Linked DNA regions of Mus musculus: region 2 is linked to region 1. A link is a loop called in an ENCODE intact Hi-C map of the cell type or tissue named here. Cell type or tissue: gastrocnemius. All regions are shown on one strand.

The links. Hi-C counts contacts between places; a loop is a spot of excess contacts. Peaks named below come from ENCODE experiments on the same cell type or tissue, not always from the same donor. Only the 100,000 strongest peaks of a DNase experiment are listed, where the experiment ranks them.
Region 2: it touches region 1 in a loop (2.5-fold over the local background); 15 of 42 quality-filtered maps call a loop at or near these places.

The regions. Positions count from the first base shown.
Region 1 is chr3:142,761,384-142,769,383 of GRCm38, reverse strand. It overlaps Gtf2b (general transcription factor IIB), which reads right to left and starts at 4,137. Exons shown (of 7, transcript NM_145546.1): 1 at 4,096-4,137. The coding sequence starts at 4,112. In gastrocnemius, no CTCF peak of the experiment used is centred here; a DNase peak (open chromatin) is centred at 4,190; H3K4me3 peaks cover 2,385 bases; H3K27ac peaks cover 1,787 bases.
Region 2 is chr3:142,922,047-142,930,046 of GRCm38, reverse strand. No RefSeq gene overlaps it. Among named protein-coding and RNA genes, the nearest start is that of 9530052C20Rik, 44 kb to the right of the region's middle. In gastrocnemius, a CTCF peak has its summit at 4,892 (motif pointing right); no DNase peak of the experiment used is centred here.

The DNA.
Region 1 (8,000 bases):
CACTTTCTCGGCCTCAGGTGGCTTTTTCATATCCTCTCCTGTTCTCAGAAATCCAAGAGGCAACCAACACTGAAGGTCAAGCAGTTTTAATAGCTATAAATTCTTAAAGGACCAGTTGACTAGCAACTTGGTGAGGGGCGGGATGGGAGGTAGGGAGACCCTTTAAAGGGCTAAGTGCACAAGATAAACCATAGTGCGTGGTGAAGGGAGAAAACCAACTCCCATAAATTATCCTCTAACCAAGTTGGAGAAGCCAGAGTCCCACAGGTTGTTCTGACCCACACCTTGGCACATGCCCTTCCCCCCAATCAATAAATACTATATAATTTTTAAAACCAGAACCATCTAAGGCTACCCAGTTCCTGGGCAGATACCTGAAGGTTCTAAGTGAACACACTACAGATACTCACACACCCACGTATATGCATAGTAATAATACAGCTTATCAAATGGAATCAGCCTGGCGTAAAGAAAATGTGGTGTGGATACACAGCCTGAAAGACGAAATCATAGGAAAATAGGCGCAATTGGAAAACAGATCAAGTGAATAAGCCAGAATCACAAAAACAAGGACATCGTGCTTCTCTCCTGTGTGAATTTGTTGTGTTCAAGTTTACATGTGTGCACACACATATGTAGACATGTTACATATGAATATAGGACCTGATAAAAAAGGTGCCGATAAGAGAGAAGGATGTGATTTTAGGGAGGGAGAAAAGAGGAAGAGAGAGGGCAGGAGGGAACACTATTTGGGGTAAGTGAATCAGAAAGAAGATGGAGGCTAGGATAAGTGACTAATAAGTGCAAAGATACTACTGTAAGAATGTAACGATGACATCCGTTATAGCATGTTAATCTAAGAAACTAACTTAAATAGAACAATATAACTTTAAAGCTATCACATTAATTTAGATTTATGATACTATTAACATTAATACTTTTCTTTTTCTTTTCTTTTTATCTGTAGTCCTGTTGGCCTCAAACCCACTATACAGCCCAGGCTGGTGTAAAACTAGGAGTACTCCTCTTGCTTCAGCTTCCTGAAGTGGTGAAATCTCAGGGATGTGCCACAAGGCCCAGCTCATGATATTTTTAACTTTCTTACTTATTTTATCTCAAACAATAAAACAGTTTGAGGAACTTGATTAACCTTAAATGATTTGAGAAAACAAGCTTTTAAAAGTAACAAAGATTCTCAGCAAAATCTTACAAGTTCTCCAAAGGGTGAGTGTTCTTTTAAAATTCACTTACACGATACAATAAACGGTTATATATTACAGTCATGGAAAGCACACACCTAAAACACAAAATCAACTGTTCTTATAGTTAACTATGCTTCTGTGGTTTTGGATCAAGTTTCTCCTGCTAGCTAGTACGATTCAAAATGTTTTAACAACCACATTGTGTTTTATTGACTTATTTTTAAGGATATATTTATTTTTGTCTTATAGGTGTTTTCCCTGCGCGTGTGCAGGTGTACTGCCTGAATGGTTAGTTCCCAGGGATACTTTGGAACTAGTTACCATGTGGGTGCAGGTCTTCTGCAGAAGCAACAAGTGCCCTTCACCACAGGTCTCTCTCCCTAACTACCAACAACTAAGTCACATGGAAAACTGATTTTTAAAAAATTCACTAAATAATCACAGATTTATTTACTTCATTAAAACATATCCTGGAGTCTTCTAATTGGAAAAATGAGAGAGGACAGGAACTGCTTTATACTTGTTCTGCAAACTTGTTAGAAAAAAATAAATCTTAAAAAAATAAAGTATTTCATAAAAATCAAAAAGCTGCAGAAATAAAGTAAAATGTTAGCAAAATAAGAGTGGCTCTCAATAAACAAAGCAGGAAATTAACCTAACAGTATGTTAAGGATTAACATAGTTTGGCACTACTAACAAGTCTATCAAGCCAGCTGTGATGGGACATGTCAGTATTCAGGAAGCAGAAATAGCTAGGCATGCTACCTAGTCAAAGCTACCCTAGGAACTATACATCGACTAGAGTGAGGCTGTCTCAACAGATGGATGGATGGATGGATGGATGGATGGATGGATGGATGGAATAGTAGGCCGAGGGGCTGGGAATCACTGTCAGCAGATAACTGTACATAGGAGTTCCAAGGCAGCTGACACTACAGCCTCAAAGACAAAAGTAGGTAAAGAGGCTGAGAATGGAGCTTAGTGGAAGATGCGTGCCTAGTATATATAAGTCCTGGTTTCAATCCCTAACATTTAAAAGAGGGAAACATGAAAAACTTTGCAGAGTATTTAAATGATACCGCCTTAAACATTATTTATTTATTTATCCAAATTATTTAAATATGAACATTTTGTCTGCATGTATGTCTTAGTGCCTACAGAGACAGAAGAGATGCCCTGGAATTGAGTTAGGAGTTCATGAGTTGCCATGTGGGTGCTGGAAAAGCACCCAGTGTTCCTAACCATGGAGCCCCCTCCCCCGCCCATAAACATTTTGAATGCTCAATGTGCACAACATCCTAAAAGATAGGCACAATCTTCATTTTACAGATCGCAGCCAAAAAGTTATTTACTGACGTCGGAATAAAGAGTGGGCATCAATCTGGACATGTTCTCTTCGAGAACACCAACCAGTGCCAATGCTTAGTGCCTACATGCCGCCCTCAAGGTATGACAAACTCTCAGGCAACTTCTCTCTATTCACACTGCTGGCAAAACTTGATAGCAACAGGAATGACACAGACTTAAGAGCTGGATGAGGGCCGGGCAGATCTACAACCCCACAGTTTTCAAGGTGGAGACAGAAGATTCGAGACCACTAACTCAAAATCAAACACTAGCTGTCCAGAAAAGAAATTAATTTCAAGGGATTTTTTTAAGTGAAGAAAAGTTTAAAAACTGTAACCAGTGATTTTACTATGTGTACTATTTAAACACTACAACTTGTGTTTCAAGAATACAGGAGTTCCTTTTCCCTAAGATGGTAAGCTGTGCCTACATATGAACACATCACCCATGGGAAATTTCAATAGTATTTGGGGAAGCTGAAGGTTCCTATGTCGCTACAAGGAAGCCTTACGTGACAAAACCACACCCAGATGGAATGATTAAATCATAATTAATCTAATTAAATCATAAAATCAGTAAACAAGATTGCCCATTGCTTCCACGCAAGAAGTTCACGAGGCTTCCTATGCCCACCTCCCACTTTTTATAATAAACAGCAGACTTGGAGGTTCCCAGAAAGGCCAAGTTTCTGTAAATAATGGCTTCCCCCGGTGACGTTTACCAATTCCACACATAGTAACCACCTCCGAAAAAAAAAAAAAAGTGCCAAAAGAACAGAACTTAATTTGATACTTTCTGTACATTCTGTGTTAACTGGAGACCAGTGGACGGATAATCAGAATAGGTATAGTGGCCCGCGAAAGGTCAACACGCTGGCATGACTCAGTTTACACATATGCCAGTATACTAATATCTACCTCATAGTGGTTACAAGAGATATAATTAGGGTCTGCAAAGCATTTTGGAGGTCACAAGATTAAAGGCTGTCTCTGCGGTCACAACACGCATTTCCTGTAGATATTAAGCAAACTACGTTTTAAAAATACATTTAAAATGACTTCCAGCATATGTAATTAATTTTCTGCAGACAGCATCTCCTTCAGAGTACGCAATGATACTTTTCGGGGTGGGGACAGGGGGTCTTTTAGGAGAATGAATCAAGTCTCCGTATGTGCTTTCGTTTCCACTTCTGGGGGGGCCATTGGGCTAGCGACCCTTTGCCACCAGACAACCAATGCTGACGTTTCTCAACTTTGCGGTTGTCAGATCGATAGGGACCTGGAACGTCGCTTTTCCAGCTCTTCGGAAACGGGGTTTCAGCCCCCTCCGGCTGGATGGGCCGTAAGGGAGAAAATACACAGAAAACATCAACATGACACAAAGACGGTTGAAGGGTCCGGAGACGGAGGCCGGGGCCGTGCGGATCCGCAGGGTCAAACCCGGGCGGCGATGACTCAGGTGGGTAAGGGACACCCGCGGCGGCCTTCTGGAGGAACCTGGGCCCCGCGATGCCCTGCTCCACTCGCTCCGAGGCCGTTGCACTCACCGGCTGGTCGACGCCATCTTCGCGGCTCCGCCAACAGCTCCGTCCGAAGCAGGAAGCAGCACTGGCTCCTAGACGCCCCGAGCCGGGCTTTTATGCGCGAGTCGCTCGCGCGCACTCCGCGCGGCTACGGGTCGGGAGGAGGGCTAAAAAGCGCTCGGTCCTTGACGACGCGGGCTGTGTACTTCCTGGTTGTCTCCGCTGCTGCTGCGTGGCTCCCGGCTGCTGGTTGATTGGCAAAATCTTCAAAGCCTGGCGGGATAGCACACCCCTTTGATCTCCGGAGGCAGAGGCTGGAGGATCTCTGTGAGTTTAGAGGAACCTGATCCACACAGGGTGCTCCAGAACAGCCAGGAGGAGGGAGAGAGAGATAAAGAGAGAGAGACAGACAGACAGACAGACACAGACACACACAGTCTCAAACAAATCAAAACAAAAAATCAACCCAAGAAGACTCAGAATGTGCTGCGCCTGAGCTAGCTCTCAAACAGAGGAAATTAAAATGGGAGTTGCCTCCTCGGGTGATACTCTCAAGTATTCCTGCACCAAGAAGGTAGGAGGATCTGGAGTTAGACCTCGTCTCAAACAAAAAACACCTTTAAATAAACAAACACACAAAATAACCAACACACAAGGAAACCAGGTTGGTTGAAAGGGGCAAAGCGCTCGCACCAAATTCCTTTCCTTTATTTTCAAGTCAGTTTTCCCTATCTGATTGAATGTCTCATTTGCCCTGACTAAAGAATTTGGAATAAAAAGAGAAATTAGTTGTTGTCTTCAGGAGTAGGTATCAATTCAAGCTCTGTCATTGGCCAACATGATTCAAAGTTCCTACATGTCCTTTATCTCAACAGTGTAGGCATGGAGGGTATCTGGCTCACAAACCCTTCTAGAATTGCAAGAGACAGCCCTGCTATGACCCATGTTGTTGTTGTTCCCCAATCATCATCGAATATTTGACTGAAAACCGAGTATAGGAAATGTAATAAAACAGCTAACGTCTATACAAGGGCCTCACAAGGCAGGTCTTGGGGGTCACCCTTGTAATTCTAGAAGTTAGGGTGCAGAGGTGGGAGGTCATGAATCCCAAGCCAGCCTGACCTGCAGAACAAGACCTTGTCTCAGCTCCCGTCCTCTTACCTTAAGGCAACAGTGCTACTTTCTTGTAAATAAACCATTCCCAACAAAGTCTGAATTAAGGTAACTGCAAGTTGGGTGTCTTCCACTGAGATGAAAACTCAGTAAGCATTTTATTTGTTAATGGAAATCAAATGCCATTAAGCAGACATTTGTTGAAGTGGGAATTTCTGGTTTTGTTAGGGACTCAGTTGTATCATGTGATGTTTTTCTGGAAACTGTCTTATGTAACGGTGTTTTGCCGAGAACAGGCGCAGGGTGTTTTTCTGAAAACTGCCTAGTGAAAGGGCGTGTGATGTTTTGCTACGGCGGATGCTTGAGGGGACATATGTTTGGAAAGAGCATAAGTATAACCCAACAGACGGCGGACAGTGCTCCTGCAATTGGTTCGCCTTGCTTGATTCGCTGATCTTAGCTTGTTGTGACTTCATAGTGAAAAATGCACCAAAGAACTTATGGTGGTGTTCCAGCGGCTTCTTCCTGCTTCTGTGGACTTGTGCTGATAGGTCGAACCTCATGGTTTCCTCTGGACCTAGCGGCTGCTATGGATTTATGTTTGCCATGTATACTGGACTGGTGTACTGGACTGCTGTTGCTGATTTGGTAGTTTGCTAGTAGACCAGACTGCTGACAACAGAGATTTGAATAGCTCCAAAGAACCATTTCTAAGCATGTCCACAACCCCTATTTCCTATTAACCTTTCTTTTTCCCTAACTCTGGTGGATGCTGGACTACAACAGAGGTTGAAGTCTTAAAGAACCATAATTAAAGAAGGTTTTGAAAACTCTAAGCCTACCCATTCTTTTCAGTATTCTTTTGTTTTTTGTTTTGTTGTTTGTTTGTTTGTTTGTTTGAAAACAGAAATTCTCTGTAGCCTTGGCTGTCCTGGAACTCTGTAGACCAGGCTGGCCACTGAGTCAGAAATCTACCTACCTCTGCCTCCCGAGTGTTGGGATTAAGTGTATGTGCCACTGCTGTCTGGCTGCCAGACATTGTTTTCTCGAGCTGAACAGAAGCTACTAGCTTCCTTTGAAAGAACAAGAGGTGCTGGGAATGTAGATCATTTGGTAGACTGCCTAAAAGACACGAAGGCGTGGGTTCAATCCCCAGCGCTGCAGGGAACGGTTGTGATAGTGCAGACTGCACTGTCAGCACTCAGGCAGGAAGAGCAGGAGCTCACGGTCGTCTTTGGATACACAATGAGTTTGAGGCCAGCCTCGTCTATGAGGAAGCCTATCTGCTGTAAGCACATGATCGATGCCTGTAATACCTTTCTCTAGGAGACCATTTTACACGTGGCCTTTGACTCAGTTTTGAGGGAGGAGAGTGACTGCCACACCTGGTTTCTTTCCACAGTGTGAGAATGTATTGAATAACAGTAAATTAGCAAGGCTCAGTGGTTTCCATGGCAGCAGTTTAGGTGTCATTTAATCCAGCCAGTTCTAATCTGGCCGATGAATGCAGTTTCTCTAGTTCCAACCCCAGCTACTAATGTTAACTATCCTATCGCTGGGGTAACTATCTCTGTATACCTATATGCATATATGTGGCTTAACAGAGCAGCATGTTAAAGCCACTGATCAGAGTTTACACTGCATTCGAAGTAGTCTGCGAGAGAGTCTGTGTTACTGACAAAGCAGACAGAGAGACTTGAGGAAGCTGAAGCTGAATCTGTTCAAGTCAGGGTCTGAGTATGAAGCTGGAGGGTTCCAGATGCTGGGTGAAGGCTGAACTGGGCTGAGGGGAAAATGGCAGGTTCAGGTCCAGATCCTGACAGGTGAAAGGTGAATGAACAGGCCAAATAACAAAGGGTTTGCAGCTGAGCCGAATGGGGGTAGTAAAGAAGTCCTCTGCTTCTTGGTCCTTGGCTTGTATAGCAGGTTATCAGATGGCAGGTTGCTGTGTGGCCATGATGTCAATTTGTTAGGTGTCTGTTGCCTTAAGGGGTCCAGGTAAGGGAGTTATACTCTTTCCTGGGTCTAGTGTGTCTGGGCAGTTCTCAGGCTATGCTTCCCAGATAGGATTTAGTTCACCTATGTGCCCCTACAGTCTCAATTCACCCCATAGTGTATGGAGTAGCTCCTTTTATACCCCAAGGAATAAGTCATTTATCATTCTGTGTTGTCTGGGTAGTTTACAGATCCACCCAGGGGATACAGTCATTCACCTCCAACAAAAGAGACTCCAAAGCTGTGTGTAAATTGGAGTCTCCAAGGGTAAGGCACAGCCCAAGAAAATGCTGTTTACCCAATTATAATGGAATTCCGAGTAGGCTATGCACACATTCTCAAAAACAGTAAAATAAATAATTAATTAATTTTTGAAAAGTATGAATCACACCTAATGGGGGTCCTCTGCCCCCACCCCTAGCAGTAGATGCCAGCACAAAGTAACCCAAAGGTATATTTTTTAGAGTTTTTGGTTGGTTGGTTGTTTTGTTTTTGCTTGTTTTGGTTTCATATAGCTTTGTTAGGGCGTTTCTCCCCTGGCCTTTTGCTTCCATATTATTTTTCCAGTTTTGAGTTTTTATGATATGTGTGTATGTGTGCATGTCTTGGGTTTTTGTAATCTTAGTTTTTTTTTTCTTTTTTTCCTTTTAGTTTGTTCATTTTTGTTTTATCATTGTTTGTCTTTTTAAATTTATTCTTTTTCTGTCTTTGCCCCTCTACTCTCTCTTCCCCTCCTTCTCCCTTCCCCTCCTCCTCTACCTCTCCCTCTTCCTGTGACAAGTTCTCTCTATCACATAGTTCTAACTGTCCTGGAACTCATT
Region 2 (8,000 bases), 160 kb before region 1:
CCTGAGCAAACCTTGGGGAGGCAAGCCTATAGCTGAGCTCCTCTGTGATTCTGCTTAAGTCCCTGCCTCCCAAGTTCCTGCCCTGTGCTCCACCCCTGATTTCCATCAGTGATGAACTATTACCCAGAACTAACAGTTGAAATGAACCCTTTACTTTCCAAGTTGCTTTAGGTCAGTGTTCATCACAGCAGCAGAAAACAAACTAAGACATTTAGTCACTGCAGTCAAAATATGTAATCAACCTGAGTGCATGTCCATGGATGGATGAAAGGAAAAAATAACACACACACACACTGAAAGATTTGATGTCACTTGCAACAACACGATGACCCAGGAACATGATGTTAAGTGAAATAACCCAGGCACATAGAGCGAAATACCAAATGATCTTATATATGTAATCTAAAACAATATCGATCTCATAGAAGAAGAGAATAGCTGAAGACATAGGGGTAAAAGTCTAAAATTGTGCTCTAAAAATCCAAATTTTCTGTTAAACAGGAGGTTAAGTTCAAAACACTTCCTATACAGTATGGTTGCTATGATTAGCAGCAATGTAGTATGTTCTTAAAAATTACTACAAGAGTAGATTTTAGGGGCTGTTAGCAGAAAATAAAAGATTAATTGTTGTAGAAAATGCTTGTATGTATGGCCAGCTTGTTTTAGCCATCCCCGTAAGTTATACACATGCTGAAACACACATTATAATTGGCACACCAGTGAAAATATATAATTTTGTCTATTTTTTTAAATGAAGAAACTGATAGGAAGCTGGTACGGTGACATTTACCTCTAACCGTAGCATTTGGGAGGCTAACAGAAGAGGGTTGAAATAAAGCCATGTTAAGACTAGCCTTTGGAAGATCTTGTCCCAACAAAATTACAACAAAATGTATTGGTGGCATTACATGATATTATAAATGAAAATATTGGTACAGGGCCTAAAATTTAGCAACCAACTTTAGTAGCTAAGTAAATGAAAATAACTATATTCTAAGACAAACAGTCTTCAGATACAAACAGAAGATGGGATTTTCACAAATTTTTGCATGCATATTTAGTAAGCATCTACTATGGACCTAGTTCTGTGTAGAGTGTCATAAATACAAATGAATAATCCGGGTATGGGTATGCTCACCTGTACTCTCAGCACTCAGGAAGCTGAGGCAGGATGACTGGGAGTTCAAGCCCAGCCCAGCCTACACAGAATAAATATAGTTCATGGCCTTCCTTGAGGAACTCCCTGGTAAAAATGAGAAGGTATTAACAGGAAAAAAAAAAGAGTTTCAGAAGTGGATAGTGCCATCTAAGAAGAAAAATTTGGAAGTAAATTACTGGGAAGAAGCAAAGAAAATTTAAGATCAAGGCAAGAAGAGAGAGAGAGAGAGGAGAGAGAGAGAGAGAGAGAGAGAGAGAGAGAGAGAGCAGTAAATGCCATTAAGAGATGAGTGGGGAAAAGCCTCCCTGTCCTGAAATGTTTGTAAATTTGAATCCCACAGTTCATACTCTACAGGATAATGAGGATCTACATATAACATTAGAACATCAAATCACTTACTACATAGCAGGCACTGTTCTAAGTTCTTCACACTGTTTACTTCATTTAATTTACAAGACAATACTGGAGACAGATTCTCAGATTTCTCTTCTACAAAGAAACAAAGGCTCAGGGAGGGCCAGGATCTTCCCAACACTGGTCAACTATTAATTGGTGGAGCTAATTTTTAGAATGAGGCAGCATAGTCTATATCCTGAAGTACTTTGTGATATGATTAAAAGAATCTGTAACAAGTGGTCAGAAGAAAGACACCCAAGCGTCCACTACGTCAAACAAATGTGTGATGGAGAGATGGAGAAGATGGAATATGTGGTGGAGAGATGGAGAGAAGGTGAAGCAGAGGGTTTTACACACCATGAAGGAAGGTGGAGCTGCAGAGTCGATGGAAGTGAAGAACTGGTGGATATGGGAAGCCTGCACAACCTCCTGAGGCCAGCCTTCAGCCAAGGAACAAGGGTGAGCCCATGGCTCTACTGTAGCCTCGGTCTATGATGACACATCTGTGGCCCATGCTGTCCCTAAAGACCATCTAATGCCGATAGTCTGGGTTGTTGCCTGAGACCATGTTAATACTGTCTGGGGGCCATACTGATGCTGGAGGCCAAACTGATCTGAGTGGCCCATGCTGCCACCTGAAGCCATGGTGGTGTCTTGGCCCAGGCTGCCACTGAGGCCATCTCTGGGTTTGTGGTCTTGCTGCAGCTGGCGTCTGTATTGCTGTCAGTGGCCAACACTACCATCAAAGGCCATGCGGATGTCTATGGTCTAGGATGCTATATGTGGATGTGGATGTCTGAGGGCCATGCTGCCATGGGGAAGACATGCTAATCTGAGTGGCCTGTGCTTTCACCTAAGGCCATGGCGACATCCAGACTCATGCTGCCACCAGGGGCCATGTCTGGGTCCACTATCCTATCGTAGCTGGGGTCTGTGTTGATATCTGAGGCCCTGGTTACTATCAAAGGTCATGCAGATATCTCTGGTCTGGGCTGCAGTCTGAGGAGGCCATGTTGATGTCTGAGCACTGGGCTGAGTTGGCCCCACCCCTCTTTCTTTGGTCACCACATTCAGGAGAATTGGCCCCACCCCCTGGCAGCTGCACCACTCCAAAGAAATGGCACCACCTTTTGTCCTCCGTAAGGTGGCATGAGTGAGGGAGAGATGCCCTGCATCCCCTTGCCCTTTGCTGCCTGCAAGAGCTGGGCTCCAGGATCGTGAGAGGGGTAGAGCTGGCCCTGTAGCTCACCTGCTACAGCACTCCACTGAGGAGAATGGTCATGCACCTTGCCTGGGCAGTATAATAGAGCTGGCCTTGGTGGCAAGAGTGTGAGAGAGGCAGGTCTGTGGGTGTGAGCACAGAAGAGCTGGCCTGCTGCTTGCCGGCTACAGCATTGGGTGAGCTAGCCAGGGCGGTGCTAGAGAGCAGGCCTACTGGTGTACTGGCAGAATGACCAACTCACCTACCATTGAGGCCCAGATCAAGGGCTTTGAGTTGGTCAGCTCCATCTACCCCATCTATGAACTGCTGGAGTCCATTAAGGGGACATCCTTCAGATCCTGCAGGTTTCTCCATGATACAGGGCAACAACAGGGTAATCAAGAGGAGTCCTTGTAAGGATCCAGTATTGGTATTGATAGTGTAGCAGAAGCCTTGAATCGGATCAATGACTCATTGCAATGAACATTTGCAAGGAAAAAAAAATGTGTGAACCAAAGGGTATACTGTGTGATAGACTGTTACACACTACAGCTTTCACCAACAGATATTTTTGTTATGGTTTTTTTTTTTGTTTTGAGAGAGAGAGAGAGAGAGAGAGAGGGAGAGAGAGAGAGAGAAGGTTACAAGGGCAGAGGGTAGATACAACTGGAAGGGGAGATGAGTGGGATTAGGATACATGATGTGAAATTCACAACCAATCAATAAAAAGTAAAATATATGTATGTAATACCATTAAATGTTTTGTTTAAAAGAATCTGTAGCCAGACACTAGAAAGGAAAGGTATTTTCGTGGCAGAGACTCCCCTCCAAGGACTAGGAACACTGTTGTCTGACAGGTTTCATCTAGAGCATTGAGTACAAAACTAGACTCAGGGAGCGGTCTTTCTACTTCTTCTGACAAAGGTTTGCTCGCAGGAGATACTAGAACTGAACCTTGACTTTGAGGCTCTGTGTAGGAAGCAAGCCAAGATACAACATGCTCTGGGGCAAGGACATTGGTTCTGTTCTCAGGAAGGAAGGAAGGAACTGGGGAGTGAGTGACTGGCCACATAAATAACGTCATGCACAGGGGTCTGGGTTGCTCTCGAAGAATCTTTTCCAGAATGGGTGCTTCACTGAGGGAAGCCCGAGAGCTCCTGTGGCTTCCTAATAGACACCTGGCTACTTCCATAACTCAATGATTTATCCAGTCAACACCAAAACAAAAGGCACACGTGAAATAAGTCAGTGGTGAACGTGATGGACACCCATCCTTGCCAGTTCAACTGCTCTTAGTCAGCCCCACAGCTCTGGGAGTAACCAACACACACACAGCTAAAGGGTGCTAGTCAGAATCTCCACTCAAGTAGCCTGGCTGGCCGACAGTCCTGGTTACTGACAATAGCTTGATGTATTTAGTTAAGTGGATAATCTTTATTTTTAAATATCTTTCTATGACAGATATCTAATATGAACCTCTGAGGCTTTTTTTCAGTTGTTATTAAAGACTGAGAGAAAAAAAGCAGAAGGTTTGACCTCTCTATCAGCATTTCATTCCTGTAGGAAGGCTACAGACTTTCCTGGTTTTAGTGTGACGTGTAAGTGTATAGAGAACACACACACATACACACACAAACACACACATACACACATATGCACTCACATACACACACACATATATGAACACACACATACACACACACAAACACATACACACACATATGCTCATACACACATACACACATATGCACATACACATATGCACTCACATACACACATATGCACACACTCACACACACAGACATACACATATATGCACACACACTCACACACACATGCACACACACATATGCACACACACACATACACACACACACACACACTACACACACTATAGATATCACTTTGATGCTTGTTCCTAGACTCAGTGGGGAAACAATTATTTCAAATTTGAGTTTGTACAAATATATCCTTAAGTGTATTTAAATTCACTCAGCAGTGACATTTCCTCTTACATTGGAGTAATTTTCTGTTAAATTAAGAGACACAGTAAATCTACTAAATTCCTTTTTTCTACTTAGTAGAAATAAAATCTTTAACATGGAAAAAGCCAAAATCATATAATGGTTTGCCACTAGATGGAGCAACTAAATTTAAAAAAAAATTTTTTTTTCCACTCACAGCAAAACTTTGAATTTCATTCTGATTTTAGGTTACTTGTTTATGTTTTTACAGTCCTCTTTGTTTCTTTCTTTATGAGATGCTTGGTAGGATATCAGAATTTCTAGTAGAAAAATACAATAAAATAACATCACACTTTGTACATTCAGGCCTGTGAGCGTACAGCTTTGCAAGATGAAAGGAACATAAAAAAAAACTACAATCCGAGAGAAATTGGAGCTCAAAACTGTAAGCAAATATAAAAATTCACCTTAAACACCATAATACCATCTTCTCTACTACCTTAATCTATCACCTTACAATGTTGCTTATCCAGTCAAACCGAGTGAAATCGACCCCTGACCTGCCAGAGCAAGTACAGCAGAGTTCATGCATACACGGCTTCCTGTGCTGTGCTTCTGTGTACAATTCCCGGCCAGAAAGATCCAGGCCCGGTGTCTGCTAGTGTGCACAGGAAGCCACATCAGCTTAGTGATTCAATTCAGGTACAACTGGAAGGAGAGGGTTGGAGCCCAAGGCTTTTTTCTGTTTCCTTTTTAAACCAAAGCAACTGTCCAGTCATTTACCAAATATGGGTGGAGCTGAGATCTCTTGCCTGATGCACATGAGGCCCTGGGTTCAACCTCCAGTGCTGGACAATAATAATGAATAAATAAATATGTCCTGGGCACCCTACTCCATTCAAGTTCATCTTGGCGGTTGCAGTGTCTCAGAATTAGACCAGACCAATCAATCCCTGAAAGGCTCACCATTCCCCATGTCTGCTGTGGACAGCCGGAATTAATAAAGCTGGATTTGATGAAATGAAAGAGGATAGAATTTACTCACCATCGACTAGTAATGACACCAGTTCCTGGACAGCAAATGTTATCCTTCCCCACCGTAACCCTACAGAACCGTTCTGAAAGTGTCTAACCTAGCTTCTCCTCAGTTAGATGCTTAGATCCAGGCTGAGCCTATTTCCTCTGCTATCGCTATCCTAAAGACTAGAGCTACAGAATTCTAATGTATAAGGTTAAAATTCTCTGTCTAGGCTGATAATGGGAGTCAAGACCCTGTGAATAAGGAGACGATCAGGTAAGCACCCCGTTGGAAGAGCCCATGGCCTCACTGAAACTTTCTCCTGCTGGAATGAGACAGCACTAATGCTCAGTCCCGCCTTTCCCAGCAGGCTTTCTGGCTAGACATGCAAAGATCATTTGATTTCATCTTATCTAGAGTCTGAATAAGCTTCATTGTCCGGTTTCTAAGGCCATAATATGGCCAAAGTAACAAAACAGGGAAAGCATCACACACAGAGTAATAGTTCATTTTTATGGGCACCTCATAATATGTTTATTCATGTTGACATGTGTTCATGTATGTGTGTGCACGTGTGTGTGGAGGCTACGGGTCAATGTCGGGTTGTCAGGTGTCTTTCGCATCACACTACATTTTTTTATTTATTTATGTTTTTTGGAGACAGAGTCTCTCATGAAATCTGGAGCTTCGTGATTTAACTAGACTGGCTGGCCAGCGAGTCCCAGGGATTTCCTGGTCTCCACCTCCCCAGTGCTGGGGTTACAGATGTATGTTTCTACACACAGCTTTCCTTTTAAAAGTACATTTGTATTAATATTTGAAAATTTTATGGCTGCATACAATATATTCTTATCATATTCGCTCTTCACCACTCTTCCTTCCTCTTAGGTCCTCCCATACTCTCCCACACTCCCCACTCTCATGTCTTCATGTTTTCATGTCCCCAACTGTCCTGTCCTGTTTCTTTTTTTTATATTCCACCAATCCAGCTTATACTGCCCATAACTCATCAGTTTGTGGTCATTTACTGGGGTGTAATTGACATATTAGGGGGACACATGCATAAAGAAAATCGATTCTCCATCCCCCAGGGGCCATCAACTGTCAATAACTCCTCCCCTAGGAGGGGCTTTTGAGACCCTCCCCTTATTTCTGTCCAATCTGAAATCAGGTAAGCACTTTACACACTGAGCCATCTCCTGGGCCCCAGAACCTCACGTTTTGAGGCACTGCTTTAAGCATTTTTTTTTTCACTTAGTGTCTTAGTTTGATTTTCATTGATAAGACACCAAGATCAAAAGCAACTCGTGCGTTGAGAAAGGGTATACTTGGTTTACATATCCCAGGTCACAGTCCAAGGAAGCAAGCCAAGGCAGGAACTTGAGGCAGGGACCTGGAAGCAGGAACTGAAGCAGAAGTCATGGAGGAATGCAACTTACTGACTCTCTTATAAATTCCAGAACAGGAGTCCAGGGTGGTACCACCCACAATGGGCACTGCCATCTGCATCAGTCTGTAATGAGGAAGATGCCACACAGGAGATAGTCTCCAGGTGAGGCTCCCTCTTCTCAGATAACTCTAGCTTGTGTTGAGTTGATAAAGGAATCAACCAGGACACTTAGTCTCCAAGGAAACTCCATGAGATAGGCACTATTTTTATGTACCCTTTTGAGGGCACTAAAGAACAGGGAGTTAAGTGCCTTGAAGAGGCTACACAGCTCTAAAATGGCACATCTGAGATCTCTGACCAAACATCCTTGCTCCAGAGTCCTGCTCTAGATGGCTAGCTTCGCCACAGAGCAGCAGAAAAGGGACTGTAGCTAATCTGACAAAGGAAGATTTACAGCGTGAAGCAGCTAGATACAGTTAAAGTTCACAGCAACCTGGGGACATTTAAAAATATCAGAAAGTGTCTCTTTAATTACATATTTTCCAGATTTTTTTCAGGATATTTCAGGTTTTGAGTATGTTTTTCTATTACCCTTGTTGAGATATAATTTTGCCCAATGTTTTTCCTAATTTCCAATCCATAAAATAAGGTTACCTTAATGGTAGAGCCCTGAGAGAACAGGCTGGCTGTGAGCAACTGAGTGTCTGCATAGAATGCACATTTGTCCTGCTGGGTAAGATCATAGGCTCCAAGACCCCAAGGGCCATTAGGGTTCCTAATATGAGAGAGCATCCTGGTGTCTACCAGTGGAAGTCTGGCATAGGAAACGTTCACTCGGGTGGTCTCAGCTAAGGAGCAGACATCATAAAAGC